7 separate regions of the Homo sapiens genome follow, and all the other regions are linked to region 1. The links are chromatin loops, found by intact Hi-C in ENCODE. Cell type or tissue: PC-3. All regions are shown on one strand.

Evidence for each region. Hi-C counts contacts between places; a loop is a spot of excess contacts. Peaks named below come from ENCODE experiments on the same cell type or tissue, not always from the same donor. Only the 100,000 strongest peaks of a DNase experiment are listed, where the experiment ranks them.
Region 2: it touches region 1 in a loop (9-fold over the local background); 79 of 110 quality-filtered maps call a loop at or near these places.
Region 3: a loop joins it to region 1, with 8 times the contacts of the local background. A loop is called at or near these places in 97 of 110 quality-filtered maps.
Region 4: it touches region 1 in a loop (9-fold over the local background); 58 of 110 quality-filtered maps call a loop at or near these places.
Region 5: a loop joins it to region 1, with 11 times the contacts of the local background. A loop is called at or near these places in 86 of 110 quality-filtered maps.
Region 6: a loop joins it to region 1, with 7 times the contacts of the local background. A loop is called at or near these places in 3 of 110 quality-filtered maps.
Region 7: it touches region 1 in a loop (7-fold over the local background); 2 of 110 quality-filtered maps call a loop at or near these places.

The regions. Positions count from the first base shown.
Region 1 is chr5:128,199,870-128,203,869 of GRCh38, forward strand. No RefSeq gene overlaps it. Among named protein-coding and RNA genes, the nearest start is that of SLC12A2, 120 kb to the left of the region's middle. RefSeq lists a silencer at 1,561-1,740. In PC-3, a CTCF peak has its summit at 1,644 (motif pointing left); a DNase peak (open chromatin) is centred at 1,592; H3K4me3 peaks cover 956 bases; H3K27ac peaks cover 989 bases.
Region 2 is chr5:127,745,108-127,749,107 of GRCh38, forward strand. The region is part of intron 2 of CCDC192 (coiled-coil domain containing 192); the gene reads left to right. Among named protein-coding and RNA genes, the nearest start is that of CCDC192, 44 kb to the left of the region's middle. In PC-3, a CTCF peak has its summit at 1,821 (motif pointing right); a DNase peak (open chromatin) is centred at 1,814; H3K27me3 peaks cover 51 bases.
Region 3 is chr5:127,561,980-127,565,979 of GRCh38, forward strand. It overlaps LOC124901058 (a long non-coding RNA gene), which reads right to left. Exons shown (of 2, transcript XR_007058924.1): 2 at 1-3,560. Among named protein-coding and RNA genes, the nearest start is that of PRRC1, 46 kb to the left of the region's middle. In PC-3, CTCF peaks have their summits at 421 (motif pointing right) and 2,384 (motif pointing right); a DNase peak (open chromatin) is centred at 2,382.
Region 4 is chr5:127,873,790-127,877,789 of GRCh38, forward strand. CCDC192 (coiled-coil domain containing 192) reads left to right here. Exons shown (of 7, transcript NM_001317938.2): 6 at 1,749-1,872. Among named protein-coding and RNA genes, the nearest start is that of CCDC192, 170 kb to the left of the region's middle. RefSeq lists enhancers at 2,108-2,157, 2,168-2,247. In PC-3, a CTCF peak has its summit at 1,881 (motif pointing right); DNase peaks (open chromatin) are centred at 1,912 and 2,852; H3K27ac peaks cover 681 bases.
Region 5 is chr5:127,756,000-127,759,999 of GRCh38, forward strand. The region is part of intron 3 of CCDC192 (coiled-coil domain containing 192); the gene reads left to right. Among named protein-coding and RNA genes, the nearest start is that of CCDC192, 55 kb to the left of the region's middle. In PC-3, CTCF peaks have their summits at 1,697 (motif pointing right) and 1,910; a DNase peak (open chromatin) is centred at 1,712.
Region 6 is chr5:127,949,074-127,953,073 of GRCh38, forward strand. All of the region lies in intron 3 of SLC12A2-DT (SLC12A2 divergent transcript), which reads right to left. Among named protein-coding and RNA genes, the nearest start is that of SLC12A2-DT, 130 kb to the right of the region's middle. In PC-3, no CTCF peak of the experiment used is centred here; a DNase peak (open chromatin) is centred at 2,118; H3K27ac peaks cover 1,083 bases.
Region 7 is chr5:127,933,537-127,937,536 of GRCh38, forward strand. All of the region lies in intron 6 of CCDC192 (coiled-coil domain containing 192), which reads left to right. It overlaps LOC124901059 (a long non-coding RNA gene), which reads left to right. Exons shown (of 3, transcript XR_007058925.1): 3 at 1,708-1,778. Among named protein-coding and RNA genes, the nearest start is that of SLC12A2-DT, 150 kb to the right of the region's middle. RefSeq lists an enhancer at 1,199-1,852. In PC-3, a CTCF peak has its summit at 1,665; DNase peaks (open chromatin) are centred at 1,465 and 3,155; H3K27ac peaks cover 3,359 bases.

The DNA.
Region 1 (4,000 bases):
ACTACCAAGAGATTATGGCAGATATTTAAGGTATTAGGTGAACCCATGGATCCCACTCCTACATGCTGTTGCTTCACTGATAACTGTAGTATAGTATCAGTACATTTGTAGAACTAAAGGGGAGTGCCAAAATATTTTAAAAATAAATGAATTTATCACTGTGAAAAAGCCAAATGAACCTCTGCTATTAATGCCTTATCTTGTCAAGTGTCTAAGGACTGTGTGACTCAAAAACCCATGCTTTTTAAACATTATGAATTGGGAAACTGCAGTTATTACTTGTGACTTTTTCCAACTAGCAAAGTCTTACTGTTTCCTGATGACACAGCTCAAAAGTCACCTTCTCTGTAAAACTCCTGTGACATCCCATCACCACACTCCTCCTGTAGCCCTTCCACCTGATCTGTTGGACGATCCCACTGTCATTTATTTGATTTCCCCATTAGATTGAGTAACTGACAATCACTTTCATACCTCTAGTGGCTTATCTTATTTGTGAGCAGCTTGGAGTTTTCAATACAGGATTTACTTCATGAAGGGATGAATGAAAAGATTAAATCTATAAAGGGGGAAGGCTGCTGGTGACAGGGGAATAGCTCAAAGGGGTTATAGGCATGGAGCATTATTAGGATTGGAGCTTTTTGGAACGTGTGACTTGGTTGAGTGTTCTAGTTGTAACAACTACACACTAATATGATTTGCATGGCATGTTTCATGTATGCTTGAATTCTTGAGACCTAACTTATAATAACCATTATTTCATTATTTCCTTCATGCTAAGGATTAAGGTTAATGATGATTTGAAGAGAGGATCATTTATTAAAGTGCTTATTGATTCAGTGAATACTTACTGATTATCTAGGGCAGGGCAACACCATGTGTAGTGGCCCTGGAGCTCCTGCGGACCCTGGCTCAGGAAGGTGGTGGGGGCTTGGTTTGAAATGCTTAAGTCAAGGAAAAAAAGAGAGGTAGTGTTTAGTTAGGTGTCTAAGTATTTGCTTAAGGAACTGGCCACCTGCTTGTCCAAGTTCAGGCTGTTATCTTAACTGCCCTTTAAATGCTTCTAGGTTGCTTTTATTCTTTGAGGATTAGTGAACAATTCAGTCCCACAGGTGTCTGCTGTTTTGAGAAAATAGTGCCGAAAAGTACACGAATGCGGGCAAATCCTTATTTGTTAAAACCTCCAGTCTTTCAAGAGATCCTTTTCCCAGACACGTGACTGAGGGTTCGCATAATCCCATTTCTGCTTAACCCGAGTCACTCCCAACTTCACACCAACAGAAGGATCCTAGGATAGACCCATTCATCCGTCCATCCTTCCTTCCTGCTTCCTTCCTCCCTCCCTCCTTCCCTCCCCTTCACCCCCCACCACCTGCCTTCGAATTAAACTGTAATCCTGATTTACTTCATTCCTTTCTTGTTTGACATTTCTCAGATTTCACGATAAGAGGGAAGCGAAGAAAAAAGCACGTGACTTGAAAATGTTTTTCTCTTTTTAAAGCCACATCTTTCTGCTTCATTTTGATTTCAGTGTAACTCGCCGAGTGAGGACTCTTGGCCCACGCTGGGAGCCCGCAGCCGGCATCCGCCACCGCCGGGCAGGTGTGCGCTGGGCGGGCGCGCGGACTCGCCTTTGCCCGGCCCGCGGCTCCCCCGTGTGGCCTGAGTAGGTAGTGATGCGAATAACATGCTTTGAGAAGTCAGAAGGCTGGCGTCTCTTCCTCCGGAGCTCACGGAGGAGTCTCTCTGGTTTCCTTTCTCAGAGGCAAAAAATTTCCAGTTGGTCTCAGGCTAACATGGACTCTGGCAGAGGAATTGAATGATGGCCGATTTCAAGAAAGCAAAACAAACTCCTGCCGGGGAGACAGTTTGGGGTCGAATGATTTCATGATGCCCAAGACCACTCCTGCCACACAAGCGAGGGGAAAGAGCGGGGAAGGTTCTAGATGAGCTGGATCCCCGCTAGGTGCCAGGCATCTGACATGCATTATTTAATCTTACTGTACCCCAAGCTAGATAGGAATAGTCACCTCATTTTACAGAAGAGGAATAGTCACCTCATTTTACAGAAGAGGAAACAGATTCTCTGAGGTCCGCAGTCTCAAAATGGTGTAACAAGGGTTCAAACTGTGACCAGGCTGACTCCAAATCCCATACACTTGGCATGACAAGACCTCATACAAGAGAGGCGTCTCGGTCCCTTTGTGTTGCTGTAAACAGAGTACCTGAGTCAGAGTAATTTGTAAAGAACAAAAATGTATTTATCACAGTTCCGGAGACAGGTTCAATGTCTAGGGAGGGCCCCCATCTCTGCTTCCAAGATGGCACCTCGAACCCCATCCTCACATGGAGGAAAGGCAAAAAGGACAAGAAGAGATGAACTTGCCCCCTCTAGCCATTTTATAAGATGCTAATCACCTTCCTATAGGATGCATGTTTAATCCTGTTGCACAGGGGATTCACTTTCAACATGAATTTTGGAAGGGACACAAACATTCTAACCATAGTAAGGTGAGGATCTCCTGCTCAGTTCTCTCCTTCTGTTGGAGATAGACGTCAGGCTCCAGAGAAAGCTGCTTATATCTCAAGTCCAATAACCTCACGTCTGCATGGCCCATCTGAGTTACATGAGTGTGGAGTGTGGCATTCTGATCTCTGCATTGCAAAGTATGTTGCGTAATCTCGAGAACAGTCCTATGAGATGATTTTTTTATTGGCAATTTAATCATAAAATGAAGAGAGAGATGAAGTCACCTGCTTAAAGTTCTGACAGCTAGCAAATGTGCATGAATTTGTCTTTTTCAGGTCTAGTGGTGTGAAATCAATTTTAATTATCATATCAAGTTGTCTTACATCTACCTCTGTAGACTAGTTTTGAAAAATTTGTTAAATGAGGGAGGTGGGGATCCTAAAGTTCCCTTCTAGCCCCTGAGTTCTGAGTTCTGGTTCTTGAGTGCTGTCACATATGTTTCTCCTCTCATCTTCCCAGTGCTGTAATCTGGGGGTACCAGGGTGATATGGTTTGGCTTTGCGTCCCCACTCAAATCTCATCTTGAATTGCAATCCCCATAATCCCCCCATATATAGGAAAGTGACCTGATGGAAGGTGACTGGATCATGGGGGCAGTTTCCCCCATGCTGTTCTGGTGATAGTGAGTTCTCACGAGATCTGATGGCTTTGTAAGTGTTTGACAGTGCCTCCCTCACACGCTCACACTTTCTCTCCTGCCACCATGTAAGATGTGCCTGCTTCCCCTTCTGCCATGATTGTAAGTTTTCTGAGGCCTCCCCATCAATGTGGAGCAGTGAGTCAATAAAACCTGTTTTCTTTAGAAGTTATCCAGTCTCTTTATAAATTACCCATTTCTTCATAGCAGCGTGAAAACGGACTAATGCACAGGGGTATAGAGTTTGGTGACTAGCCATTGGACACACAGGCAGTCTCTGCCCCATCTAAGCCTGGGATGCAGGTTCCTTGACTGTGGACCTTGCATTGTGGGCTATTTACTGTTTGGCCTCATCTTGCCCCTTTTCTTTGATGAGACTCAACATTTCCCTTTGGGATGAGGCACTTTCTCTCTGGCTAGGGTGGGGCTGATCCACTCAGGCTTTGATGGTGTTTATATGACTCTGGCCTGGGTTGTCAAAGTGATTGGTCCGTAAACAAAATCCTGCTCTAAGTTGGGCTAAGAGCAGGCAGCTGCAGCTTCTAGCCCCTTTGGGAGAGAAGTGTGCTTATAGTTTTAGCTTCTAGCCCCTTTGGTATGGAAGTGTGCTTTTGACTGCATTTGCTAGTGTGGCTTTTATGGACTGAAGATTCGTATACCCCCTCCACCCCCTAGTATTCATCTGTTGAAGCCCTAATCCCCAATGTGACTATATTTAGACATGGGGCTTTTACAGAAGTAATTAAAGTAAGGTAATAAGGATAGGGCCTAGATCCCACAGGATGAGAGTACATAGAAGAGGAAGAGAAACCAGAGGTTGCTCCCTCTCCACA
Region 2 (4,000 bases), 450 kb before region 1:
CAGGCTCCTACTTACTGTTCAGCAAAGTCCCATCTGTCTTCTGCAGACAGGAATCTTTCTAGATACCGCACATGAAGTTGGATCAGTCAGAAACCTTGAGCCAATCCTTAAGGGTCAAAGAGTTTGTACAGCTGTCATTTTAGGACAGAGAAATAAAGGCTTAACAGCAAGGTAGAGGATAATGAGAAGGTACTGGAATAGATTAAGAAATCAAGAAATATAAAATTAGAAAATAATATGCAAATTTTCTTTTAAATTATCCAATGAGAAACCTTTGCAACCAAAATGAAGTCTACTCTTACAATGTCATATAAGATTTGTTCAGTTAGTAAACTATCAACCTCAACATCCATGCATAATAATAGTCAGGTGTCTTTACTGTAATCAAAGAGTTTATTGAATTTTTAGTGTTATTTAGTATCATTTTAGATTGATCATCTTGGCTACATTAGGTATCTGTATTTAGATAATAACTTTATATTTAGGTAGACAATTTTAAGACAAAAAGTAGAAATTAACAAAGAGAATTTTTATTAAATTGTTGGAATTTACCATTTGGAAATCCATACACAGGTTCAATTCCCAAACACCTATATATTGCCTATATTTTCATCATTTTGATGTCATATAACAGACTGTTGATTAGTATTATTCACTTGCAACTACTTTAACCACTGAAAGTATTCATTTTCATTATTAATACAAATTGCATGTGTCCACACGTACCTGGAAGTAAAATAAAATTAATTATGGAAGTCCTATCTTTCTGCCCTTCTGCCATTGCACCTTGCAAAACTGGGACAACAACTGAACACATCTAACTTTTTTAGTCTTTGAAACCACATATCCACCTCCCAGACCTCTATCTTTATGTGTTTACTTATTTTTGAAATTGTTCTTGACTTCATTTTTGTTTGCCTTTTTTCTGTTAATGGGGTTACCTCCTATTTAAAAAGTGCTTGCTTTTGTATAAGCTCTTTCCCGTAAGGGAGTGGGAGAAGCTGAAAGGCAGGTCAGAGAGCAGGGTGTGCTCACTGCAGCTGGAGTGAAGGTGTAAAAGACTGACTTTGCATTCTCCACAGTTTGCTCAGGTCTTTCTCTGTCCTAAAACAGATGACAATTTCCTAAATTTGTCTGTATGAAAAGTCCTATGTTATTTAATAACAGTCCTCGTTTATGCCTGTTTCATTTGGCTTTGACTTATATTGCTTTTGTCTTATGGAAATGTTTGTTCTTCTTAGCCAGGGAAATTTTGGGTGTTTGGAGAAGGCCTGGAGATATGGATTAGACAATCTTGCTGAGTCTACTCATACAAATTTTAAAAACTTCTTCTTGAGATCAAACATTCAACAAGAAAATTTTCCCTGGAAATAGCAGTCTAGATCAGAGATTCTCAATCTTTTAAAAATAGTTTGGCCTCATGACAATTCCCCATTTCTGCATATAATGTCTTACAACATGTATTCATCTCTAAGTGTAAATACACAAGAATTTTGTTTAAAGCCTTTTTTTTTTTTTTGAGAATTTTTGAACCCATTTTTGAAATTACTGGAACCATCAGGGATCCGAGGACAATTGGTTCACTTCCTAGTATCACCATTCCAGCCTAAGATATTCCTCCCCTAATGGCAAACTTTTGAGGGTGAGTATGCACCTGTAGTGGCAGAACTTGACTGTGGAGCCAGGCTGTTGGTGACGTAGCAATATTTTTTTGCCCCTCCTCCCATAGAATTCTGTTTATATCAGAGGCCAGTGGCAGAGACTCAAGGTTCAATGTATAGTATGAACAATTACAAAAACTGAATGAATGCTGTATTTTTATGCCTGGTTTCATTTACCACCAGATGGCTCTATTGTATCATCAGGAAATGCACACATGTAAAATCAGTGGTCTCATAAGCCATAGGGAAAAAAATAAAGCAGAAGTTAGACCTTTAAGGTATGTAGGAATGCAGTTCATTCTTTTTTTTTTTTATTTCTTGTTTCTTTTTTATTTATTTATTTTTTTATTGTTATACTTTAAGTTTTAGGGTACATGTGCACATTGTGCAGGTTAGTTACATACGTATACATGTGCCATGCTGGTGTGCTGCACCCACTAACTCGTCATCTAGCATTAGGTATATCTCCCAATGCTATCCCTCCCCCCTCTCCCCACCCCGCAACAGTCCCCAGAGTGTGATGTTCCCCTTCCTGTGTCCATGTGATCTCATTGTTCAATTCCCACCTATGAGTGAGAATATGCGGTGTTTGGTTTTTTGTCCTTGTGATAGTTTACTGAGAATGATGGTTTCCAATTTCATCCATGTCCCTACAAAGGACATGAACTCATCATTTTTTATGGCTGCATAGTATTCCATGGTGTATATGTGCCACATTTTCTTAATCCAGTCTGTCATTGTTGGGCATTTGGGTTGGTTCCAAGTCTTTGCTATTGTGAATAATGCCGCAATAAACATACGTGTGCATGTGTCTTTATAGCAGCATGATTTATAGTCCTTTGGGTATATACCCAGTAATGGGATGGCTGGGTCAAATGGTATTTCCAGTTCTAGATCCCTGGGGAATCACCACACTGACTTCCACAATGGTTGAACTAGTTTACAGTCCCACCAACAGTGTAAAAGTGTTCCTATTTCTCCACATCCTCTCCAGCACCTGTTGTTTCCTGACTTTTTAATGATTGCCATTCTAACTGGTGTGAGATGGTATCTCATTGTGGTTTTGATTTGCATTTCTCTGATGGCCAGTGATGGTGAGCATTTTTTCATGTGTTTTTTGGCTGCATAAATGTCTTCTTTTGAGAAGTGTCTGTTCATGTCCTTTGCCCACTTTTTGATGGAGTTGTTTGTTTTTTTCTTGTAAATTTGTTTGAGTTCATTGTAGATTCTGGATATTAGCCCTTTGTCAGATGAGTAGGTTGCAAAAATTTTCTCCCATTCTGTAGGTTGCCTGTTCACTCTGATGGTAGTTTCTTTTGCTGTGCAGAAGCTCTTTAGTTTAATTAGATCCCATTTGTCAATTTTGTCTTTTGTTGCCATTGCTTTTGGTGTTTTAGACATGAAGTCCTTGCCCATGCCTATGTCCTGAATGGTAATGCCTAGGTTTTCTTCTAGGGTTTTTATGGTTTTAGGTCTAACGTTTAAGTCTTTAATCCATCTTGAATTGATTTTTGTATAAGGTGTAAGGAAGGGATCCAGTTTCAGCTTTCTACATATGGCTAGCCAGTTTTCCCAGCACCATTTATTAAATAGGGAATCCTTTCCCCATTGCTTGTTTTTCTCAGGTTTGTCAAAGATCAGATAGTTGTAGATATGCGGCGTTATTTCTGAGGGCTCTGTTCTGTTCCATTGATCTATATCTCTGTTTTGGTACCAGTACCATGCTGTTTTGGTTACTGTAGCCTTGTAGTATAGTTTGAAGTCAGGTAGTGTGATGCCTCCAGCTTTGTTCTTTTGGCTTAGGATTGACTTGGCGATTTGGGCTCTTTTTTGGTTCCATATGAACTTTAAAGTAGTTTTTTCCAATTCTGTGAAGAAAGGCATTGGTAGGTTGATGGGGATGGCATTGAATCTGTAAATTACCTTGGGCAGTATGGCCATTTTCACAATATTGATTCTTCCTACCCATGAGCATGGAATGTTCTTCCATTTGTTTGTATCCTCTTTTATTTCCTTGAGCAGTGGTTTGTAGTTCTCCTTGAAGAGGTCCTTCACATCCCTTGTAAGTTGGATTCCTAGGTATTTTATTCTCTTTGAAGCAATTGTGAATGGGAGTTCACTCATGATTTGGCTCTCTGTTTGTCTGTTGTTGGTGTATAGGAATGCCTGTGATTTTTGCACATTGATTTTGTATCCTGAGACTTTGCTGAAGTTGCTTATCAGCTTAAGGAGATTTTGGGCTGAGACAATGGGGTTCTCTAGATATACAATCATGTCATCTGCAAACAGGGACAATTTGACTTACTTCCTCTTTTCCTAATTGAATATCCTTTATTTCC
Region 3 (4,000 bases), 640 kb before region 1:
ATAAGAGGCCTTTGCCTTAATGAACAAAAAAAGGTGAAGGTAGACTGATGGACAGGGAAGGCAGTGACAAAGGACTGAGCATGCTGAGCTATGCAGAAAGAGCAAAATACAGAAGGATCAGGGAGAACTGTGCAATGAGCACTTCCAGACAAAACTGGAGGCTCATATAAGCCAGAAAGAAGAACATGGGCTGATGGCCATTGAGTGTTTGTGATTTTGCATTTAGGTGCTGCTACTTAGTTACACGAACCAAAAAGACTTCTAGGTTATACAAACAACATTCACTCATTTACCAATTTTATTTAAGCTAATTGTTACAGAAACATGAGCTGTAGCAGAGCAGACTGAACTTGCTATTTATCTTATAACCATTAGAAACTAATTACCACCATACATAGAAGCCCTTTGTAAACCACCGTGGAAAAGTCAAAGGCCTGTAGGGGTCAGGCAAGCAATAGAAGTGAGTGAGCAGGAAGACACGGACTTCTCTAAATAGGCATATCCCATCTACAGGGGACAGGCATGCTCCGTTTCAGCCAACTGTTGCCATGTGGGATGGAGGACTTGGGTATGGCCAGATCACTTGATTTTTCCCCAGAGAATTCAGATATCTGGGTTTTTAGGTAAAATTGCCCAATTCTTAAAACCCTGACCAAAGAAGATAGGACAGGGGGTTGGGATTCACTTTGGGCTCCCAGTTGTGACCTTAGGAAAATAACAGACTGTATAAACCTATTAATACCCGTTAAGTCCCCAGGGAGCTTTAACATATGAGCATTTTGATGGTTGTAGGTGGCATGGCCTCAAGGGCTGGGATTGAATGGGAGGCTACTTAATGTGTATTCTAGATATTGAAAATAGAGTTAAATTAAGTTGTCTGTCAAGTAGGTTACCCACCGTTCTTTGTTATTTCCCTATAATTGGGCTGTTTCATTTGTGCTTTCTCCCAAAGAGTGAAAAAACCAGTTTCCTTTTGCATTTGCAGAGTTGGTTTGTCCAGGATACATGCAAACACTTGGTGGAAAATTAAAGCCTAATGCAATCGCTTCAAACTTCCTCTAACTTTTCCCCTTATCACTATGTTATTTAACATGAAAACAATGTGTAGAAAAATGTTCAAGTGTTTCTAATAAACGTAGCTAATTGGATTCTCAAGTCTCTTCTGTGACATAAAAACTGAAATAGTTTTGAAGCTGAAGCACCAATTAATAGGGCTAGTCATGGAAAGAACACTTACAGGAACAAAACTTAATACCACATCTTTAGATTTGTGTAATGGTTTGCTGGCAAGCCAAGTCTTTTTCCCCTGTTTCTTTTGCTTATGTTAAATGCTCTAAAAGGGCGGAGGCAAGTATTCTTGTCAGCAGAGACTTGGCAACTAATGTCTCCTTCCTGGTCCCCTGTGCCTTGCTTCAGCCTCAAGACAGTGAGACAGCCAGCCAGCCACCCAGGCAATGTTTTATGAATCTGATGCTATGGAAAGGAGGGCAGTAAATTAGGGGAAGCTGGAATTCGCCTGTCTGTTTCAGAACACCCCATTTGGGGTATATAAAATGTATGCTGCCAGCAGGAGTTTCTGAGACAAGATGATGAAGTGGCAGTTTGCTTATATGATTTTATTTTTTCAGCTGACTTGGCCCCAGTAGATATATAGGAGGTGAGAGGGGAAAAAATGATTAAATTACCTAGTAGTTAAAAACACACTTTCCCCCTGCTTCTAAGTAGGAAAGTAAGGAATGGTTGACAAATATTTCCATGAGGTAATAATTGATCCCTGAATAGGCTTCCATTAGTTAAAAAAAATCAGTTTATGCCATATGCCAGTGAAAATGTGCATGAAATCATGGTGGAAAGGAGAGATACATTCAATGTGAGATCAGAGAAATGAACTGGATTGTGTTTCCATGGTTCCTGCAGGAATCTATCATATTGTATCTGCCACACTGTATACATATGTTTACAGTCATCCCTTAGTATTTGTGGGAGATGGGTTCCAGGATTCCCCATGGAACCAAAATCCACTGCCTCATTATTCCATGGTTTTCCAGAGGGCAGAGGAATTGTGTGAATTTTGGAGTATAGCTGTATTACCTGAGGTGGCCTTTAAAAACTCAGCTCCCATTCTAGGGAAGTTCTGAGAGATACAAGGTAGAAAGTGTCCTTTCTCCAAAAGAAAAGTGAAACTTCAAAAGCATTTGAGAACCCTTATCTTAGAGACCAAAGGATGCCTGCTTAGATTTGCCTTCTGAATTACAGTGAGACAGACACCTTCTGGCCTCCTACCTTCTCCCCTTTCTCTTCCCTTCTCGTAAATCTGGGGTTGGTTAAGTTAGGAAGATTGGATTTCTTTAGCTTTAGTGACTGAAGACTGTTCACCCTGTCACTAGAGGGCACCAGTTGCACATCAAATATCTAATGTGTAGGTGTCAATGCCCACAAACATTCTTCAAATACAGCAAAATGTCAAATTGAAATGGCTTGTAATAAGGTGGTTCCCCTAGTGTCCCTGTTCTTATTTACCCCATTTCTGCTGCTGAAAGGAGCATTCTAAATTTGACTTTCTAGTGCTTTCAGAATTTTCACTTAATTCAAAACTCTAATTAAAGTTGCAGATATGAAGAATCAATGTTTTTCACAAGATTACATGATGGCAATTTTGCTACCATTTATCTGGCTCTTGCTCTGTGCTGGGTAATATGTAAAACCTTATAGGAATTTTTTCACATGGTTGTATTTCAGATCCTGCAACAAATGAAAATGGTTGTTATCAACCGGAAGCCTCCCCTGTAAGCTAAAATATACCATTCAATATAGAGTATAGGTATGTCTCTAGAAAACCTACAAGTTGAGTTTTCCTGTTGAAATTTTACAAAGAAAAACTGTCCAGGCATTTAGTTTATGTTACTCTTCTCTTCATGGGATTGCACAAAGTGTTGTAAGGCAGTTGTCAACAGTCTGGTTTCTACTGGCTTTGCCTCGGGGGACTGACCCACTGTGCCAGCCCTTGCTTGGGTTTACACTGGGAAGACCAGGCTCATTGTTTCTCATCTGTGATGCGTCCCCTCAACCCATAGTTATGTTTTGGCAAAGGAAAAAAAAAGGAGGAAGTGAACATTCACCCCAGGACCATTTGATTCTGTTGATTGCTGACAGGTGCTATGTTCTGAATAGAATTAGAGACTCTGTACACCTCAGACATACCCAATATCAGGTCAGCTATAATTTGTGCATGATGAGAGGTCACAACGTTTTGGCCTTGGGAAAAAGGCACATTCCTGACTGTGCGGCAGCAGTTGCTATGTGGTGTCCAGTAAGATCTTCAGTCATAGTGGGCTTTGCAATGTACACCCTAAAAATGGAAATGAACCCAACGTCTCCTTACAAACTGTGTGAGTCCTGATGGATGAGCTTCCTGACCCTAGACGAAAGGAATCGGCCCAAATAGAACGTCAAAGGAGGATGAAGAAGTATAAATTCCAATTGCTCTTGGAATCTGTGCGTCTTCTCCAGAACTGAGGCAAGTGAGTCGGAGGGGCACTCCCCGTGTGAGGTGGGGCTGGCTGGAGGAAAACAATTCAGCATCACATATTGAAAAGCCACTACATGCCTGGCCCCATAATCTCAACAATCTGATGAAGTAGAACCCTTATTTCTGTCCTATAGAGGAAGAAATGAGGGCTATTCTAGATTTAAAAATTTTCCCAAGGCTATGCTGCTTACTATAAGAGGTAACAGGATGGCAAATATCAGTCACTGCTGACTATGCACATACCCTGTACCAAGCACCATCATTATCTCTGATGCAACACCACAAGGGAGGCATCACCATACCCACTTTGTAGATGAGAAGCCTGAGGCTGGGAGAGGTTAAATCACCTACCCAAGTGTACCACCATCCTCCCCTCCCCTCAGCATTGTCACCACCCTTTGGTGACAACTCTTCCCTGCCACACAGTGTCCCCAGATCTGCTGCTTCCTTCTAGAATAGGAAAAAAAGCCT
Region 4 (4,000 bases), 330 kb before region 1:
TGTCACCACAGGCCTGGGATAGATGAGATCCTCATGAACAAGTTGATCCAAACCAACTCACCAGAGACAGAGGTATATATTAAAATGCCAACTTAATAATTGAAAAACACAGCTGTCCAGCTGTCAAATACCCAGACATATTTCTTGGTCAGCTTGGTCTCTCCTGAATTAATCTACATGACAGGCCAAATTATGAAGGCTTTCAGTGAATGGAGGCTCAGAAGAAGGGAATTCATTAGAAGGTCTTCATGACTTGGAGGCAGAGACTATCAGCCTTCATGTTTCAACAGCTGGCCAGCATCGTGTCTGACACCCAGAGGATGCATTCTAATAATTAGTGCCACCTCTTTACAAGTACTGCCATGAAAACCAGGCCTCTGTGTTGTGGCTCACGGTACCTCTCACCTGGATTGTGCTGGCTGAACCCTGCCTAATTCTACCCTCTAACTCCCCTTAAAGAAGTTCCATGACTACCATTCTCCTTCGAGTAACACATTTCTTTTAGCCATGTTCATGCCATTAACTAAGCTTTAGTGAAGTGCTGATCTTCCTGTTTGGGGTCTAGAAGATAACCTGATCTGGGTGACCTCCCAAAGGTTTAGATCTCATAAATCATCCAGATGATGTATGTAGTTGTACTGGCAACAAAGCAAAAAGTGAAATGAGGGGTCTTTGAAATGAGAGGCCTGTTTCTATTTAAGACCATTTTTGATAAATTGATTTTACTGGTGTTACTCTCAAAGAGGAGAGTGGTTCCCTACTGCCTGAGTATAGTGCCTTCAGAGGCCAGGGAAGAATATGATCTTACCTAGTGAGCAAAAACCATCCCTTCCCTATCTCAAGATTTATGTCTGATAAGAAATGTTAGTAGATTATTTTCCCGGCTTCCTAATTACCAGCCCACAAAGACTTGGCAAGGTGAGCTCTTCAGTGGAAAGGTAGCTATACAAAAGCAACACGAAAGCGCAAATGCAACACCTTTCACAACAGACAGCTTCTCCAAAGTTGCAGATAAATCCAATTTTAATGAATCAAATCTACTCTGAAACCCTAAAAGGAACTTTCGAGTCATGAAGTCTCGAGGTGAATCCTTTGATTATGTAACAAGTTCCTAATGCAGTTCTCCCAAAGATTTCGATCTCATAAATCAAATTATTTTAGAGTAAGGCATTCCTGTTCATTACTGCTTAAAAACCATTCTTATGCTTGACGCTTTCTTACCCTTGACACTTTCCCTGTATGGATCCCATACTAAATATCAGAAAACACCAGCGTTTGGTGGTCGTATCACACTTTAGAGTGTATTTGAAAGCAAACCATTATGGTGTTGAGGGGGAAATGACTTAGAATCAAGGCTCTATTTCATATGAGTCTACTTACAGATGGGAAAAAAAATCTGATACTAGTAGGCATTAGTACCTCGGTGGCAAATGCCAACTGGCAAGTAGAGTTCTTCTAACTGCCTCTATTATAAGCAACAGGGTTCTGACCCAGGTAAAAACTCTTCAACAGTGTAAAAGATACTATGATGAAGAGAGTGGGCTTTTTTTTGTTGAGGGTTCAAACACTCTGACAGGAGCACATACACTGTTTCACAAACCTCAAACAGGACTCAATCTAGATAAACAGGGAGTGTTTCATCTAAGCAGGCTTCAAAGGCAGTGTTTGTTCAGACATCATTCATTCCTTTTATTTCTTTGATGCGTCTGTCCCTAGTGATGGAAACTCTTATTTTTTTTTTTTTTAAGAAACTAAAGCATGAAAAGAAAGTGAAAAAACTACAGACTGATTTGGCAACAGCTAATGCCATCACAGTTCTGGAACTCAATGAGAAGATAAAGACTCTATATGAAGGAAAGCCAGCCCCTAGAGGTCAGTATTACCACGTGACAGATCCACACTGGCCCGTCAGCTGGGTGATGTATGTAGTTGTATTGGCAACGAAGCAAAAAAAACGAGGCTACAGGCCTGGTCTGACCTCTGTGTGGCACCAGTAGAGACAGCACATGAACTACTAACTCCAGGCTGGATTCACTTTCACCTTGAGAGGGGCAGGGAATGAATAAGCGGTTTGCTCGTTAAGGGAAAGTCTGTGAGGCTGAAGAGCTAGACTGAAATAGATCTGAGAAGTGTCACTGCACAAGCTGGGTGGTAGCAGGGGGAGGGCAGGGCGTAAGAAGGAAGGCAGGTGCCTGCAGGGACTGAGCTCTGGAGTGAGACAGAGCTGTCTGAAAGCACAGGCTGACAGACTAGGGCACAGGGAAGAGAACAGAATTTTTTTTTTTTTTTTTTTTTTACCAATAGGCAAATGAACCAGAAACAAGCAGAGAAGGCTGGCTGGAGATGAAATGTGGGTAGTTCAGAAAATTGTTAATAGCCACATTGGTTCTGACTTTTTAAAAAAAGACTTCTCCAGCTAACAAATTATAAACACACCATTAGGCAACAAACAAGCAAACAACAAACAAAAAAACTCCAAATCTCAGACTGTAATTTTAGCAAGAATACTAGTTAACAATTAATACAGTGCTATGGGCCAGGTATTTTGCTAAGCATTCCATGTCTATTTAATTCTAAGAATAACCTCTAAGGTAAGTACATTTAAGAATTCCCTAAGAATAAGCAGAGGCTTAGAGATGTGTGTTACCTTGCCACTGCACAAGCAACACTTGGAGAGTCACCCTCTAGAGCAGCCGCTGACCATACCCTAGTGTGCCTTTCCCAGCTTTGGGAGACTCAGGGCATTCCCTCTGCTATGTCACAGTAATATCAAACTTCACTCCTGCCTGGTGAATCTCTTGCAAAGCTGTGGTTCCTGGGAAAAATGTCTTCCTTTGATGTGTGCCACTCTTGCAAAGCCAGGAACATGCCATCGTTCTTACTCTGGCTTTCTTTATTACTCATGAGTAATTGTGGAAAAAGAGGAGCAATGCAGAATCAAATGGAGGAGGAGGAAGCAGGCGATGTGGTAGTTTCAGAAAGGGAGACACTCCCAGCACCTGACTACATGGTAAAGCTTTTCATGTGAATTTGATATTCATTTTCAATTTCGTATAGTGCTTTCCCAGGATTCAAATGCCATGTAACATTGTGAACTTGAAACAGTTTTTTCTTTCAATGAAACAACATAAAGGCAGTTTGTAAATTTGCTTTTACCACCATGAAACCTAAAAGAATAAAATCCGTCACAGAATATTATCCATTTAAAAGTCCTTATTCTGAGGCATTAGCCAGATTTTCCACTGGTTTCATTAGAAGAAACTGACAATGATTGTAGAGCACATTGGAGAAAGTTCCCCAGCTCGCTTACGAGAAGCTTTCAACTTTTCAATTGCGTTTTAAACCCGGTGCAAAAATATATATATATAATCGCAAGGTCTCTAATTCTTATTAGTTTCATTTTTTTCAATATTATTTACTGTATAATGACAATTTTGTTTCTTGGATATTTTGATAGGGCAAAATTTAAATAATACTGAGGGACTAGAACTCTAATGGCTTGGGATAGGGAAGAAAACATTAAATCTTACCCTTTTTTTGCCCATTATTCTCTTTATTTTTGTGGATTTTTTTTTTAAACTACCTGTATAGAAAAACATGGGTATTTATGAACAGATGCAAATTTAAAATTTAAATAAAGCCAGTCATTGTAAGATCCATTATGGATCAAAACAGTGATTTTCTTTTGGAGCTACATGTTGCTTCTCTTATTTGGTGGGGAAACTAAGTCAGTCGACTGACATCTAGCACTAAGATCCTAAATCAAATATTTGCACATTCTTGCTCTTCCACAGGCCCCTTGCAGCCTCACCCACATTCAATAGTCCGGGAGGTTGTCAAGGCCATTGTTGTCCCAGAATAATATTAACTGGCATTCTCAGAAATCTGGTCACCTTGGCCTCTGAATTCACTTCAGAATAAAGTGTGAAAAGATGTCCAGTAACTTTAATACACAATGACCCCTATTTAATCACAGGACAATGAGGGCTGGCCCACCCCC
Region 5 (4,000 bases), 440 kb before region 1:
GGTGGCACCTGTAGTCCCAGGTACTCGGGAGGCTGAGGCAGGAGAATGGCGTGAACCCGGGAGGCGGAGCTTGCAGTGAGCCGAGATTGCGCCACTGCACTCCAGCCTGGGCGACAGAGCCAGACTCTGTCTCAAAGAAAAAAAAAAAAAGTACACATTATTTTTGTTCTTGATGAAATATTTTTATCCAATGCAAATGTAACCACCCAATCAATGGGTTCACCTTGCCCGCTGCCTAGACAGAATCGATTTATCAAGACAGGGGAATTACAACGGAGAAAGAGTAAATCACAGAGCCGCAGAGCCGGCTGTGCAGGAGACCGGGATTTTATTATTACTCAAATCAGTCTCCCTAAGCATTCAGGGATCAGAGTTTTTAAAGATAATTCGACGGGGAGGGGCCCGGGAAGTGGGGAGTGCTGGTTGGTCAGGTTGGAGATGGAATCATAGGAGCTCGAAGTTAGGTTTTCTTAATGTCTTCTGTTCCTGGGTGCGATGGCAGAACTGGTTGGGGCAGATTACCATCTGAGTGGTGTCAGCTGATCCATCGAGTGCAGGATCTGCAAAATATCTGAAGCACTGATCTTAAGCTTTACAATAGTGATGTTATCCCCAGGAGCAATTTGGGGAGGTTCAGCCACAGGCTGCATGAACCCTAAATTGTAATTTCTAATCTTGCAGCTAATTTGGTAGTTCTGCAAGGGCAGATTGGACCCCAGGCAAGAACAGGGTCTTTTCGGGAAAGGGCTGTTATCAATTTTGTTTCAGAGTCAAACCATGAACTGAATTCCTTCCCAAAGTTAGTTCGGCCTATGCCCAGGAATGAACAAGGACAGCTTAAGGGTTAGAAGCAAGATAGAGTTGGTTAGGTCTTATTTCTCTCACTGTCATAATTTCCTCAGTTATAATTTACAAAGGTGGTTTCACAAATAGCTCCTAATATTTAAGATTCTTAGCTGGATGATCTCTTTATATAACACCAAACAATTAGATGTATTTATTTTTTCAGTAATATAGCAGATTAAATATATAAAATGGAAACTGGATTTCACTTAACTTTTTTGTACCTACCATAAGTAAGGTGCTGGTTAGGTGTTTTGTGGGAAAGACATGTAAGCCAGAGCTTCTCTACCCAAGTAGCTCACAGAGAATAGAAAAATTGGAAGACATGGAGAATGAAAATAGGTGTTTATATGACTCCAAGATAAACTGCACAATAGCATTAAGTTGCAGGATCTGTACATGTTAATTGTACTAAAGGATAGTTCTTGAAGTTGCCAAATTTGCATAACCAAGTGAGTTTAATTGGAAGTTGGCCATAGTTTGAGGAAAGGGAGAGTATGATGTGTAAAAGCACATTGCAGCCATTTTCAATATTATATTTTTAATTAACTTGAGCATTTTATGAGATCTGGCTGTCTTCATTGTTACTGTTGAGAGGGGTCAATCAACACTGTTGTCAGAGGATTTAATCCTGAGATTTTTGCTTTCTCCAATGTTTAGTCTCTTCCTTGAAAACATAAAAACTTTAAGAACAGTCCTCTGTCCCCTATTTTAAAATTTAAGTCAACATTAAAAACATATGGATGAGAGGATAGGGAAAGGGGAGAAACTGATATTTCCTAAGAATGTTCTTGAGAATATTTCAGAATAGAACACCTGTCACAAACAATCAAACATTTGTCCACTGGGTGCCACTGTCTTCCTTACCAGGCCATGCCACTAAGGGATTGCAGTAAGACTGTCTTTAGTGTTAAAGACAAGGATTACACACACACACACACACACACACACACACACTCTCTCTCTCTCTCTCTCTCAATCTGTGTGTATGTGTGTGTGTGTGTGTGTGTTTGAAGGAATATTTTTGCCTGCTGTACACGTTAAGGCTTTTTCTAAATGTCATTAATTTAGGATTTGTCACAAGGATGTTGGGAATGCTAGCTTGCCTTTACTGGTAACCCAAATTATGGGCTAGCCGGGTGAAGTAGAATGAGGTGGGGAGTGTGGAAGACACGACAAGAACCAAGATTTGTGCTGGAATGAAGCAGTGGAAGCTTGCAATATTATCAAACAATGGATCCTGCCTTTGAGAAAAGGGTTAATCTCACTGTTATTCAAGACCTTATCTGTTAGCTTTGCCTCTGAGAACACAGATTTAACTCAGAATGGAAAGTATAGGTGCCTAGTGTTGTTACCTGCATTAATCATCTGTTGGTCCTGGGCCTAAATTTGTGCAAACTGGGCATTTCTAAGGTCTCCTTCAGCAAGGTCCACTGTTACAAAGAAAAAAATTAGAAATAGCCAACAAATAAGAAGGTTGTGGCCACTTCCTCCGATGAGGTCACACAGTCAACAGAATTCTTTGTTGGGCTTCACTTTAGCTTACAATTATTCTTTATTTCTCTGCAGCCAAGTCACTAATGTCAAAATAAAAGAAATAATGGGATCAGGATAACTTGCAATTAAGACTTATAATCTGGGTTAGTCAAGGCTTTGAGAAATAACTGCACCAATTCAGCCAAAGTAGAGTGAGAAAGTGTCATTTGGCTCCAACTTCTAACCTAGGTTATAATGATAAACCACTCAACATATTACCAAGTTTTGCTTAAGAAAATACTTTATTGTATTTCCCATAGGTTAAGATCAGGTGGGAGGAAAACTAAATGCCTGGATGTTGGGTAATAGATAAAAAAAAGGGTGAATAAAAGGGAGAAAAGCTGTTAGGAATGTGAAAGAAAGATGAAAAGTAAAAGCATTTCTAGAGAAGCCCATAAAAAATAGTTTTTTCATGTGTGCTGGCTTCTATCACCAGTGAATATAAGAGGACAAGGAAAGGGACTCTGGTGGACTGCTGTTTATGACCATACACAAGCAAATAGACCATACAGCTTTTGTGCTGAGACAAAAGATAGTGTCAAGAAAACCCATACTTTTGCAATGAAGTCTGGATCCAGATGCATGCCAACATAGAGCTTATGAGGTAACATTCCTTTTGGCAGCAGTGTTAGCCCAGAGTCTCTCCCATTTATCAATGGCTTCTGGTTCCCAGCTCCAGGTATCAGATCAGGGAGAGCCCAGGCTTTGTTCCTGCTCCACTATCTGCTAGCTTTATGGCCTTGGGCAATTCACTTTGTCTCCCCAGCTACAGTTGTCTTATCTAGGAGGGTGTAAACATGCTAGTTACATAGGGCTGTTGTGAGGCTGTTATTAAATGGGATAGGTATCTGTCCCTCTGTCCCTTTGTGGTTATTATGGCTGAATGTTTCTGTCCCCCTGCCAAAAAGAAAAAAACCATATATTGAAACCTAATCCACAATATGATAGTATGTGGTGGTGGGATCTTTGGTGGATGATAAGTTCTTGAGGGCACTGCCTCAGGAATGGGACTAGTGTCCTTATAAAAGAGACTCAAGGGATCTCCCTCACCCCTTCCACCATGTGAGGACAGAGCAAGAAGCTGCCATCTGTGAACCAGGAAGCAGACCCTCATAAGACACCAGATCTGTTGGTGCCTTGATCTTGGACTGCTCAGCCTCTAGAATTTGAAGAAAGAAAGAAATTCCCATTGTTTATATGCTAGCCAGTTTATGGTATTTTGTTATAGCAGCCCAAATGAACTAAGACAGTAGGTTCTCAAAAACATCTGTTTATTTTCACTCCTACCAGTGGTCATAGCAGAACTGTGTAGTTCTCTTTATGCCTTCAGCCACATAAATTAACGAGTTCCAACCTACCACAAAAGTCTTTCTTTCTCACACACACACACTGCCCCGCTCGCTACCCAAGCTCCCTTGTCATAACTTGGCTGGCTTTTCTACTATCCAGTTTTCTCTTCTACTCTTTCTCATCTCTTCATCTGGTAAAGGGATTTTAGTTCTTTAACCTTGTCTTTCCTTTCTGCTTCATCTCTTGGAGCTTCTGTCTGTTTCTGTCCATTATCTGATTTTGTACAGACTGGGAGCTGTTTTCCTTGGCAAGCTGGGGCAGGGAGGGTGTC
Region 6 (4,000 bases), 250 kb before region 1:
AAAGTAAATTCTTTTAAGAAGGGTAGGGGCTCACTCTACAGTTTGCTCCAGGTTCCACCATTTCCTATTGTTTTATGCAGGGCTGCTTAAGGCATTTGTCTTGCCTGCCTGGTCTTATAGGTGTGTAAACCCTTCCTGAAATACTCTCAATTGTGTATACCAGGTCTGATTTGGTATGCTATGGTTGTGAACTTCTGATTTATAGTCTAAAATAAACGTTCAAAATGAGTGCATTACATCCTACATTTAACATTAATACATATTTCCAAATGTATAATAAAGAAGGAAAAGAAAATCTAAAGGAAGTTACTAATGAGGCCCACTGCCTCATTCTCATGACTTCAAGACAGCTTATAAATCTTTCTTTTTCAATCTGTTTCGTATGCAGTGGGGAATTCTGATAGCAAAATGTCATTTTATCCACATCACGAGCATAGGTAAATAGGTAAGTGATTACTACCAGAACCAGCATTTTCTGAAGGCAGGAGACCCACATATAGACATTCTTCTCACTTGATCTTCAAACTTGCCTTTAAGGTCAGTGGCCTGATCGCATGGACTTCAACTATATGTCCTAGAACCTGGGTTATTCAAGCCTAAATGACACCCTCTGTGGGATACCAGAAGTCCTATAAAAATCTATATTTAGGAGGAAATGTTCTCAATACACACTACTTTACAGACTGCTTAGTATCTCAATCTGTGCATCTGCACTCAGATATATGGTGACTTCCATCTCAAGAAGTAGGTATTTGCATTCTCATAATTAAATGACCATTTTTGTGACTTTCTAATATAAAGGAAGGCATCTCCAAAGATGAATTAAAGTCATAACTCTAGAAATCCAGCTGCTGATAACTCATATGAAAATTTTGTATGTCTTTTTTGTTTGTTTGTTTGTTTTTTGTTTGTTTGTTTGTTTTGAGACAGGATCTCACTCTGTCACCCAGGCTGGAGGGCAGTGGTACAAGCATAGCTCACTGCAACCTTGAACCTCTGGCCTCAAGCAATCCTCCCACTTCAGCCTCCCTGGTAGCTAGGACCACAGGCACATGCCATCACACCTGGCTAATTTTTTAATTTTTTGCAGAGACGGGGTTTCAATTTATTGCCTAGCCTGGTCTTGAACTCCCGGCCTGAAGCAATCCTTTTGCCTTGGCCTCCCCAAAGCACTGGGATTACAGCTATGAGCCACCAAGCCTGGATTCATATGGGAGTGTTTAAGCTAAAACAAAGTCTCTTTCTCTGCCATACCATCCTCTACTAATCAAAGACTTACAGAGCAGTACCACTATAAGCTGAAGTATAAATCTTCTCACCACACTGTCATTTTTGTTAAAATTTTCTATTTTTTAAAAATAGATTAACAGCCAGAGTATATATTCACTCGTTCACTCAAGAAAGTTACTGAATACTTATTCTGATCTTGTACATATCATATGCTCTAGCAATCATGTCAGATATCTAGATTTAGCCCAAATTTATACATAGAATAATATAGTTTCTTATTATTGCCTCAGAGATGTTTACTATACCTTTTAAGTTTATTAAATAGTAGGTTCAAGAAATGGCTGGTAAAAAGAAATCAGGAGAAGGTTTCCTATGCCATAGTTTCTCTTACAAATATATTTGAAATTGATTAGAAGGAACTTTTTTTTTTTTTTAATTCTCCATGCTCTGGACCTTCTGGAGAGGATGAATGCTACTTTGTAGGGGCAGATAGTCTTCAGAGAGCCAGGTGATTTAGCATCTGCAGTAGACTGCAGATTCAGGCACTCAGATGAAGGTCTAGGGCTTCAGTCTGCAGATTCAGATTTCTGAAGGAAGGTCTAGGGATAGAGAAGAGCCGTGGCTTCCTTTCTTCTCTACCTGACCTCCAGCGTAGCAAAGATGCCAAGAATTTAAATTAATCCGATTATCCTCTGGGAGTTACCCAATCATATTATTTTGCCATAGAAACTTAGACCCATTCCGTGAGGTTGTTCTCTAGATTGCTGGTTGCTATATACTTTAATAAACTGAGACTCTGAAGACAGAATATTTTTTTTCCTTCTTGGTGTTTGCTCTGCAGTTGTGAAATATAGCAGTTATCTCGTAAAGATGTCAGAGTGCCTGTGAGTCAGGAGCTCAGGCTGTGGAAGGGCTAACTATAATGTAGGGAGTTGTTTCAAGCATCAGAGCATAGTGACGCTTGCCTGAGACCCCATCCAATACTGAAATTCAATAGGCCCCTAGAGTGATGTATAATTTGAGAGAGCTTATTCCCATCTGCTACTTTTTCAGCAAGAACTAGAGAACTCAATCTTTACTGAGAAAAAGGAACTAAATTTTTAAAAGAGAGCCTGTGTCTATAAGTAAATTTCCTTTTTAGTAATTAAAATTGGAAAATGAAATAGTTGCATTACAAACCAAATGCATGGAAAATATCTTCCAGGGAATCAACCCTAAGAAACATCTGTTCTCATCAGTACTAGTAATAACCTTTAATAGGTTGGGGTATTTGTGATTTTTCCCCATAGGGAAATGTGTGGTAAATCTATAAGTCATAAGTCCCAACAAACAAACAAACAAACAAACATTCTACTGATTTAGTGAGCTCTCTACAGAGCAAATCCTTGGATGAAATGAGATATGTTACGTTACTAAGTGGAAAATTGAGATACAAGTTACTTTTTTCTTTCTGCTACAATAGTTGTCCTATATGTTTGATTCGACTAGAGTTTTTCCAGATGTCTTAAGTAGGCACGATTAACTGTAATAGCAAAAGACTGAACAGGAAACTACTGATCTGAACTTCTTGAGCACTTCGCCCAGATAAATGAAAAGAGAGAGTTAAAATTTTTGTATTATTTCCAGCCAGCACTGAGACAGTGAAGTTTTGTTATGAGTCTGGTGAAAATTACCCCAGAATGAGGTTGATTAGAACTTCCCTTAAAGTGAGATAACTTGGGAAAGCACACCCATACTGTGTCTTACACCAATCAGATGCTCATAGATGCTTCTTCTTTCTCTTCTGGTGACCAAAGTTACGGTGGAGTATAGTGGCTTCACGAAATAAACACCTTAATTGTCCTCCCTGTCAGAGAGCATTTTATAAGAGTCTTCATTCTCTTCCATTTCTTTGAAAGAGTTCTATAGAATCACAGTGGGTTAGATAATGAAATGGCACTGATACACCTTTCAACCTGAAAATAATCCATACATGATTAAGAGAACTAACATTAAAAATTCATTGAGGGCCAGGCACAGTGGCTCATACCTGTAATCTCAGCACTGTGGGAGGCCGAGGTGGGCAGATCGCTTGAGCCCAGGAGTTTGAGACCAGCCTGGGCAACATGGTAAAACCCCATCTCAACAAAAAATACAAAAATTAGCCAGATGTGTACTTATTGTCCCAGCTACTTGGGGGACTGAGGTGGGAGGATCACTTAGGCCCAGGAGGTGAAGGTTGTAATGAGAAAAAAAAAAAATTTGAAATCTTGCAATACTTTTTCATCTCCAGTGGTAGATATTTTTTTTTTCTTTGAGAATGGGTATCACTCTGTCATCCGGGCTGGAGTGCAGTAGCTCAATCACGGCTCACTGCAGCCTCGATCTCCTGGGCTCAAGGCATCCTCCCACCTCAGTCTCCCAAGTAGCTGGGACTACAGGTGTGTACCAGTGCTCCTGGCATTTTGTTTTGTTTTAATTTATTGTGGAGACAGGGTCTCAGTATGTTGCCTAGGCTGGTCTCAAACTCCCAGGCTCAAGCTATCCACCTGTCTTGGCCTCCAAAAATGCTGGCATTGCAGGTATGAGCCACCATGCTTGGCCAACAGTAGATTTTAATAAGTTGTGAGTATAGAATGTAATACCTAAAGTAATCACTTAACAAAAGCTATACAAAGAAATACACTTTAAAAATGGTATAGTGAATCAAAATTGAATTTAAAAATATTCAAATAACACAAAGAAAGACAGAAAAAAGAAAACAGAGAAAAAGAAGAGCGAACAGAAAATA
Region 7 (4,000 bases), 270 kb before region 1:
ATGAGTGATGCGAGTGGTTAGAGACAAGTGTTTTTCATTCATTCTACGTGTTCACTAAACCATAAACAAGTCCTAGAAGTGTCTTCATCAGCCAGGCCCCTCACTCTGGTCTGGAGACTGGTGGAGTACTAGGGTCTGAATGTTTGTGGTCCTCCAAAATATGTATGTTGACATCCAATCCCCAGTGGGTTGCTATTAAAAGGTAAGGTCTTTAGGAGGTGACAAGGTCATGAGGGCAGAGCCCTCATGAATGGGAGTAATGCTTTATAAAAGAATCTTGAGGGAGCCTATTGGCTTTTCCACCATATAAGGACACAGCTGGGAGGCACCATCTATGAGGAATGGGTCCTTACTAGACAATGAACGTGCCGGCACTTTGATCGTCAACTTCCCAGTCTCCAGAACTATGAGAAATAAAATTCTGTTGTTTATAAACTAAGGCATCCTAAGCAGACTGAGATATGCAGGCACCACAACTTCTCAAGGCCCAGATGAGCAGTAGGCAACAACTGCTTCCTACATGGTCTCTCTTGCCTCTTGTTTTCCTTTTCACTGGGTGTTCTACAGGCTCTCTGATCCACTGCTCTCAGGAGCACTACCCCATGTCATTCAGGCTGCAGCCCTTCCATCATGATCTCAACTAAGTATTTGTTCCCTTCTAAGTCACTTACTAAAACAGACAGATCTTCTTAAACTCTCAGGTTTGGGCCTGTTGCTAGGTGAAAACATATATTCTCTCCACTGTGCCATTACATCTCGAATTTTTCCTCTAAAATATAACTATTATAAGACTGATCTTCATTATATTATCAAAAGTTTCTAGCTAATTTTATATACTACATTTTAATTCTTTTTAGTGACCAAACCTCTTTGCCAACCAATTGTATTCTTATAATGCTGCTTGTTTTTTCCAAATCAATTAACACGTGCCTACTTCAGATGGATCCTAAATGTTGACAGCTTTAGTGGAAGGAAATTGAAGTACCTTTGAAGTCAGTCACTTGGCACTATAGATTGGTCTCTTTACAAGTAAAAACATTAAAAGGGGAGGACAGATGAAACTTCAAGACATAGGACTAATTTGATTTTCAAAAAGAAAAATATTTGTACTACAATACAAAAAAAATAAGTGAATCATTTATTTCAGAGAATAGCCATTTGCAAACGTTCACTGTAAAAATCTAGAGGATAGAAAACCTAAAAAGTTTTGTTTAGGTTTGTCAATTTAAGTGGGAGGGATATATTTCTAAAGAATATGTCCTAAAGCTGTGCCAAGTATGTGCAAGTCCAAGTATGGCAAGAGATGACCCTGGACTCTGTGGTGGTTGCAGACAAATAATACATAACTTTCAAAACCAGCCCCATAGTGAGTCAGAGTAGTGGGCATTTGTACAGAGGAGGAAGCTGACATTGTCTTTTAATCCAAACAGCAATCCTGGGTGGCTCTGGTGGAATGAGGTATTTAATCACCTCACCGGTGATCCTTGTTGGGTCTTTCTTGTTGAGTAAATACTTGGCAGCCTTAGTCATTAGCTTGAAAGGCAGAGGGAAAAGTAAACCTTCATGAGTGAGTACCCAGCTGAGGTGTTTGTTTAGGCTAATCCCAAATGCCCTTTAGGGCCTAACTCAGTGCTGCCCCTCCCCTACTTCACTGTGAAGCTGCAGCTGTGGAGCCAACATTTTATCTTATTTATTCTCTATGTGCAGGTTCCCAAACATAATTATTGGATGAATGAATGAACAAGAAGATGACTATGGAGGATACTTGGGATCTGGCTAGCAACAAGTATATTTCCCATTGTTAGAGGTAGTTGGGTCAGAAATTAGATCAGTGCTTCTCAGCATTTCTCTGTTCAATGCATACTTTTTGGTGGCACCCATAAAGAAATCAAAAGGGGAATATCCCTTTTTAGCAAGAAGTATTTAGAAAATCTAAAAGAACTCTTCCTCCTATTCATTGGGTCACTTTTCAGCCCTGCATCACTGTTTACAGAAAAGTGTTAACATCTTGGACTCGTGAAGCAATGTTTTCACACATTCTAGGTATGTTGACCTAATATGAAACCACTCCTTCTTGCTCTGATTAGCAACAAGTGATGCCCCACTGTTTTCCCAGTCTATGTATGGCAGTGTTCCCTCTGTCAGGTCTCTCTGTGACAGTGTACAGCTGCAGTGATCACAAAATTCAGATTTTTAACTCATTGATTACAATTGGCAGCCAACCTCTGAAGAGCTGGAGGGACACCAGTGACTGAGAGCCACTTGCTTAGAAAATTATCAAAGAGAGGCCAGGCACGGTGGCTCATACCTGTAATCACAGCACTTTGGGAGGCCGAGGCAGGTGGATCACCTGAGGTTGGGAGTTCGAGACCACCCTGGTCAACATGGAGAAATCCCGTCTCTACTAAAAATACAAAATTATCCGAGTGTGGTGGCTCATGCCTGTAATCCCAGCTACTCAAGAGGCTGAGGCAGGAGAATCGCTTGAACCCGGGAGGCAGAGGTTGTGGTGAGCCAAGATCGCACCATCGCACTCCAGCCTGGGCAACAAGAGCGAAACTCCGTTTCAAAAAAAGAAAAGAAAAGAAAAAAAATTATCAAAGAGATGTTACAGAAATAATTCCTATACTGGTAGCAGATGAGGCTAGATCACCCCAAAAATGTAGTCAACGCTCAGTCTTTTAAGGTACTCCTTCAACTACAGTCACCTCTATTGTTATCTATTTAGTTATTATTAGTCATTTTTGATGTAACTTTCACATGTCACTTTTCTCAGAGCATAAAGGTTTTGAGGGTATGAAGAACAGGAAGCTGGAAATGGCCAAAGGCAAGGTCATATTTTCTTCTGGGCCTTTGGTCTTTCAAGGCTGACATAGAAAAGTGAGTACAGCCTGGGTCAGCCGAAGGCAGAATGCTGGGACTGCCTCTCCTCTCACTAAATCTTTCTAACCCTGCCCAATTCCCACCGGCCATCCCCTATAGTCTTTTTGCGAGAACTGTACACCATCATTCTCAGTCCTGACTTACATCTATTTTAAGTCATAGAAGAAAGAGGGAAAATGATGAAGAATGATGTATGACTGTAAAAACCCCTTCAGTAGTGGCGAAAGTGATGAGTTTATACCCTCACTGTTGCTAATCAGGTTTTTCCTCCGTCTCACATAGAAGAGCCTTTCTTGTTGCAATCTCTGGGTTTCCTGGATCCTGTGGGTGTGGGGTTAAGGCTGAGAAAATCTGGTCAGATAACAGCACCTCCAGGCTTCCGGGAGACCCGCCTTGGCAAGACTGAGCTGCCAGCAGAAGCCTATGAGGGACCACAGGTGTGTGAAGTGTGGGACATGTAGAGCTGTCAGGACTTTGGGGACACACATCACTTCCTGTTACAGATGAGGGAGACTAGATGGGGGGAGAGGAGTGAGATGGTTAGTGGTAGATTCTAGAAAACTCACTGGGGTGGCCTTGGGCACTTTCCAATACAAATAGGACTTGAGGCTCTTGAAGTCCCCCACTTTGCTAAAGAGTTTTAAACACTTTTGTTAGTTGTAATGTATTTAGAAATGGAACAAAATATTTGTGTTTTATATGTGTAAAGAGACTAGTAGTAAAATATACTTGTATGAGAATTTTTTTAATTTTAGTATGTCTTTAGGTTGTCTATTAGTATTTTCATTTAATACATGAGAACAGTACAATGGGAATCCTCATGCCATCTCTCTTTTTTTCAGCATCTACTCTACCCCTTTTCTGACTGTCCTCTTCTTGTGCTATGGACTGAATTATGTCTCCATCAAAATTCCTGTGTTGAAGCCCTAGCCCCCGACTAGATGGCATTTGGAGATGGGGCCTGTGGGAAATAATTAGGCTTGGATGGGTTCATGAGAGTGGGCCTTTCATGATGCAGCCAGTGCCCTTATAAGAAGAGATATGAGAGAGGTTTTGGTCTCTCTCTTTCTGCCATGTGAGGACGCAGCATAAAGGTGGCCAGGAAGAGAGTCCTCAC